2 separate regions of the Homo sapiens genome follow, and region 1 is linked to region 2. Evidence: chromatin contacts called from ENCODE Hi-C or POLR2A ChIA-PET data. All regions are on one chromosome and are shown on one strand. The core of a region is the stretch at or near the end of the contact, and the rest is flanking DNA. Distances in the headings are between cores, read along the strand shown. Region 1 overlaps RBM47 (RNA binding motif protein 47). Region 2 overlaps RBM47 (RNA binding motif protein 47).

What was found. Hi-C counts contacts between places; a loop is a spot of excess contacts on that map. ChIA-PET counts read pairs that join two places held with the same protein, here RNA polymerase II (POLR2A). Pooled maps may share reads with other maps.
Region 1: a map of PC-3 shows a loop between it and region 2 (2.6-fold over the local background). The contact joins two enhancer-like sites. A Hi-C loop is called at or near these places in 1 of 168 maps with a recorded cell type or tissue (PC-3), 1 of 37 single-sample maps with no recorded cell type and 4 of 50 pooled maps. POLR2A ChIA-PET finds 5 or more read pairs at or near these places in 8 of 52 experiments (Caco-2, GM12878, H1 and 5 more).

What each region holds. Positions count from the first base shown.
Region 1 is chr4:40,454,408-40,457,191 of GRCh38, forward strand. The region is part of intron 3 of RBM47 (RNA binding motif protein 47); the gene reads right to left. Among named protein-coding and RNA genes, the nearest start is that of RBM47-AS1, 30 kb to the left of the region's middle. Within about 2 kb of position 1,289, at least 4 of the 41 ENCODE cell types and tissues checked have a DNase peak (open chromatin) inside an H3K27ac peak, as active enhancers do.
Region 2 is chr4:40,490,417-40,493,215 of GRCh38, forward strand. The region is part of intron 2 of RBM47 (RNA binding motif protein 47); the gene reads right to left. It also overlaps the pseudogene RPL37P14. Among named protein-coding and RNA genes, the nearest start is that of MIR4802, 10 kb to the right of the region's middle. Within about 2 kb of position 1,460, at least 4 of the 41 ENCODE cell types and tissues checked have a DNase peak (open chromatin) inside an H3K27ac peak, as active enhancers do.

The DNA of each region.
Region 1 (2,784 bases), core at 39-2,538, 36 kb before region 2:
GGGCTTAGAATGAAGCTAAGTAAGGGTGTGATCAGTGTTAGCTATTAGTGCCCCCTTTTAATTTTTTTATTATTTATTTATTTACTTATTTTTATTCATTTATTTTTTGAGATGGAGTCTCACTCTGTCACCCAGGTTGGAGTGCAGTGGCACCATCTCAGCTCACTGCAATCTCCGCCTCCTGGGTTCAAGCGAATCCTGCCTCAGCCTCTCGAGTAGCTGGGACTATAGACAAGTGCCGCCATGCCCGGGTAATTTTTTTGTATCTTTAGTACAGACAGGGTTTTGCCATGTTGGCCAGGCTGGTCTCGACCTCCTGACCTCAGGTGATCCGCCCACCTCAGCCTCCCAAAGTGCTGAAATTATGTGGTGGCTCACGCCTGGCCATACTGCCCCTTTTTAAAGATCAGGAGATTGAGGGTATCAAATAACTTGACCCAACTTACAGAATTGAAATGTAGGTCAATCTGATGACAAAGCCAAAGCTCTTTCTACCATGATACTCATTCTTTGCTACTTACTTACTTACAGCAGGTTTAGCAATAGCCAGTGTTAACAGGATAAGACCACGATTGGTGAGAAATGGACATTGGCTGATAGAGTGGAAGGAATTTCCAGTACAGACACATGGTAAAGTTGTTGGGAAATCATTACTTTCTACCATCCCCATCGCTTCCCCTCTGCACTCTCCCCACCACTCTTCTAAGCTTTCAAAGAGTTCTGCAAACTGTCCCATAGCCTATTTCTGGCTCTTTGTAAAGGAGTTAACATATTCAAACTATGTTTTTAGACTTAAAAACCTATGGAATTAAATTCTTAAATGGAAATGTTGAAGGACTAGAATTCACGTAATCGCAATGTTCAAGTGAGAACATGGGACTGTGATGAGGCAGTGATTCCACGCCCAGGCTCTGGAGCCAGACTGCCTCGCTTCCTATCTCTTGACTGTACTACTTGAAAAACAAATGCCATCACACAAGTCACTTTCTCTCCTTGAGCCTCAGCTTCACCATCTATAAAATGGTGATAATATTATCATTAACATTGTTGGGAGGATTAAAAAGTACCTGGCTGGTTGGGCGTGGTGGCTGAAGCCTATAATCCCAGCACTTTGGGAGGCTGAGGTGAGAAGCTTGCTTGAGCTCAGGAGTTCCAGACCAGTCTGGGCAACATAGTGAGACCCTGTCTCTACAAAAAATACAAAAATTAGCCAGGTGTGGTGGCTCCAGCTACTCAGGAGGCGGAGGTGGGAGGATTGCTTCAGCCTAGGAGGTTAAGGCTGCAATGAGCCGTGATTGCATCACTGCACTCCGGTCTGAGCAACAGAGGGTAACCCTGCCTCATAGCAAACAAACAAAAAGAAACAAAAAAGAAAAAAGTACCTGGCTACAGTAAATGCTCAAGGCCCTTTGTTATTATTTCAGATGGTCAAGAATAAATGTTTTTCAAGGATCTTCTTTTTGTAGACAACTGTGTAGTCACAGTTTAGAGTCGTTAATTATCTGCCTGGCAAGATACTTTTTAAAATTAAAATGTAAAGAACCTGAGGGGATTCACTCCCAAATGTTTATGGACAAACTGAAAGGGCATTTACACAGATATTACCTTCTACATTTATGTGAGAAAGTGCTTTAAGACACTGTACATGTGAAATGTGTAGTTATAATGGCTACTACTATGTTCTCTTTTATATTTTCTAATTATGTAAGTATTATGTTCTTTTTATCACTACTTTGTATTCCTGCACGGGAGCTTTGTGCCTACCCATTGAATGTAGTAGGCCCTAAATATTGCCTGTTAACTAATTATGGTGTCATATACCATGTTAAAATTAAAATATTACAATTACTGAAGCAGGTTTAAGAGAGAAACCCGGGCATAATATTCTTAGAAAAACTTTATGTGCCAGAAGTTGAATATATGAACTGGTAGTTTGATGCATGATTACTTTTTAATTATAAAAGTCATCTTTAATTGCAAAAAATTCATAATAGTGTTCTTTTAGATAGGAAATTTCCTGTGTTGTTAAGAATATGATTCAAGTTACTGAGAATTTATAGATATATATTTCCTGTACATACTATTCCTATATATCTATATATACCAACAATACTATACAAAAGTATTAGTCCCATTTTCTTTTTTTTTTTTCTTTTCTTTTTTCTTTTTTTTTTTTTTTTGAGACAAGGGCTCTGTCACCCAGGCTGGGGTGCAGTGGCATGATCACGGCTCACTGCAGCCTCAACTTCTCAGGCTCAAGCAATCCTCCTACCTCGACCTCTCAGGCTCAAGGGATCCTCTCACCTCAGCCTCTCAAGTTGCTGGGACTACAGGTCCTCACCACCACGCCTGGCTAATTTTTTATTTTTTTGTAGAGATGAGGTCTCACCACGTTGCCTAAAGTTGTTCTCAAACTCCTGGGCTCAAGCAATCCTCCTGCCTCGGCCTCCCAAAGTGCTGGGATTAAAGGCGTGAGCCAACACGCCCGGCCAGCCTCATTTTCTTGATGGAGAAACTGAGAAGGAGGGCGATCATGTGCTTACTTCAAAATCACAATTAGATAATGGCAAATTTGTGATTGTAATTTTATAAAGATGCCTTATCTTTGGGGTGATACTTTATAATTTAACTTCTTTTTGGCAGTAGAGTTGTTTTATATCCAAAACCAAACCAAACCCAGAGAGTCCAAATATAAAAGATAGAATTTTAAAAAATTTTAAAATTTGTGGGGGTCGGGCGTGGTGGCTCACGCCTGTAATCCCAGCACTTTTGGAGGCCAAGTGG
Region 2 (2,799 bases), core at 210-2,709:
AATAATCAAGTTCAACAAGGTTGCAGGACATAAAAGCAATATAGAAAAATCAATTATAAATTTCTATCTACTAGCAATGAACAAACTAAAATATAAAATTAACAAAGCAATTTCATCTACAATAGCATCAAAAATAATACAAGTGTTAAAACTACAAAACATTGTTCAAAGAAATCAAAGATCTAGGCCATCTATTAAAAATACAAAAATTAGCCGGGCGTGGTGGCGCCTGGCCGAGACATAAGAATCACTTGAACCCGGGAGGCGGAGGTTGCAGTGAGGAGAGATCGCGCCACTGCACTCCAGCCTGACAAGTGAGACTCTGTCTCAAAAAAAAAAGAGAGAAAAAAAATCTAAATAAATGGAAAGACACTGCTTGTTCATGAATAGAAGACTGAACGCTGCTAAAATGACAATACTCCTCGATCTGATCTACAGAGTCAACACAATATTCCCATCAAAATCTCAGCTAGTTTCTGGGAAAAAAAATTGATAAATGGATACTAAAATTCCTACAGAAATTCAAGGGGCCCAGAATAGCCAAAACAAACTTGAAAAAGAAGAACAAAGCTCAAGGACTCACCCTTCCAGGTTTCAAAATTTACTACAAAGCTACAGTAAACGAGACAGTGTATAGGGTGCAGAAATCTTAGGGGAAAACCATAAGGTGCGGGGAGGGTGGGCAGCGTGGTACTGGCATAAGGATGGCCATAGGACAATAGATTCGAAATGAGAGTTCAGGGAAAAAACCCAAAACATGTATCTGTGGTCAATCGATTCCGGACAAGGGTGCCAAGACTATTTGATGGGAATAGTCTTTTGAAGAAATTATGCTTTAATAACTGGATACGCACAATGCAAAAGAATAGAGTTGGACCCCTAATTCATATCATATACAAAAATTAAATCATTATAGATCAACCACCTCATAAGAGCTAAAACTGTAAAACTCTTGGAAGAAAACATGGGTATAAATCTTCATGACCTTAGCTCAGGTAGGCAGCAGCCTTTTAGATATGATACCTTTCAAATATGATAAACACAGCAATAAAAGAAAAAATAATGAAATTGTCCTTTGTCAAAATGGGAAGCTTTATTTCTCAAAGGACACCATTAAGAAAGGAAAGACAACTTACAAAATGAGAGAAAATATTTGCAGATGTATATTTGATAATAGCCTTGTATCTAGAATATATAAAGAACTCCTACAACTCAATAATGAATAAGACAAATAACCCAACTTAAAGATAGGTAAAGAGTCTGAACAGACATTTCTCTAAAGCTACACACACTCTTTGGTCTCAGCTGCAGAAGCCAAATGACAAAGAGAACGTCATCGTCTGGAAAGCATCGCAATAAGATGCACACGATGTGCCACCGCTGTGGCTCTGAAGCCTACCACCTTCAGAAGTCAACCTGTGGCAAATGTGGCTACATTGCCAAGTGCAAGAGAAAGTGTAACTGAAGTATCAAGGCTAAAAGTTGAAACACCACCAGGACTGATCATATGGGGCGCCTAAAAATTGCACACTGCAGATTCAGGCATGGATTCTGTGAAAGAACAACACATAAACCCAAGAAGGCAGCTATTGCAACATCCAGCTTATCTCACGAATTTCAGTGATTAGTCATGCCATAAAGGTTCTGGTTTAAAACCTGAACTGAAAAAAGGCTAGGCACGGTGGCTCACGCCTGTAATCCCAGCACTTTGGGAGGCAGAGATAGGCAGATCACTTGAGCTCAGGAGTTCGAGACCAGCCTGGGCAACATGGCGAAACCTCATCTCTATGAAAAATACAAAAACATAGCCAGGCCTGGGGGTATGCGCCTGTAGTCCCAGCTACTTCGGAGGCTGAGGTGGGAGAATCACTTGAGCCCCCGAGGTTGAGGCTGCAGTGATTGTGCCACTGCACTCCAGCCTGGGTGACAGAGCGAGACCCTGTGTCCAAAAAAAAGTAAAGAAAAGAAAAAAATAATGAAGTCACACTTTGCGAGAGTGGGAGAAGTATGGCAGATGCTGCCACTTATTACCCTCCACTTCAGAAGGGCACATTTCAAAGGCTCCCATGACACCTCTCCTGTTCCGATCATTGTTTCCAAGGAACAAAGCTCAGGCATGCACCTGTGGATGCCATGATGTCCATGTTCCATGTTCTCCACTAATTTCACTTCAGACTAGAACCTTATCACTAAAAACCTCACCATGCAGAATTATCTTACAGAGAAGTTTCCTTATGACACAATTTTTATGTCCCAATGGCTGCCTGGCTTTGTGTCCCAGCTCTTTGTTCTCACAGTGAATAGCTTTCCAAGAAAATGCTTCCCTGGTCCCTGTTCACTCAGCACTCCCATCATGACCTGTGTGTGTGTGTGTGTGTGTACGCGCACACACGAGTGTGCAGTGTGATGAGGATGGGAATCAGGGGGCTGGAGCATTGCTTAACTGAGCAATGCATAATTAGCCTCCCTTCCCAGCCTCAGCAGGCAGCAACTCCCCTGCATCTTCCCCTTCTGCTTCCCCTCCTCCATCACCCTCATTATCTCAATGTTGCTTTCCAATATTCCCAAGCAACCAAGCTAAACAAAGCAAACATTAAGCAAAGAAGACAGAAAGAAAACAGGCTTTGGAGTGTGGCACAGAGAAGCTCAAAAACTAGCCCTGTCATTTTCCACTTAGGAACCCCAGGCAAGCCTACGATGTCAACTTTGTCAAATGAAGATCACATAATACCCAATTTCAAGATATATTTATAGGATTCCCCCTATGAGCTGGGTGCCGAGGTTACAACCTGAATGACA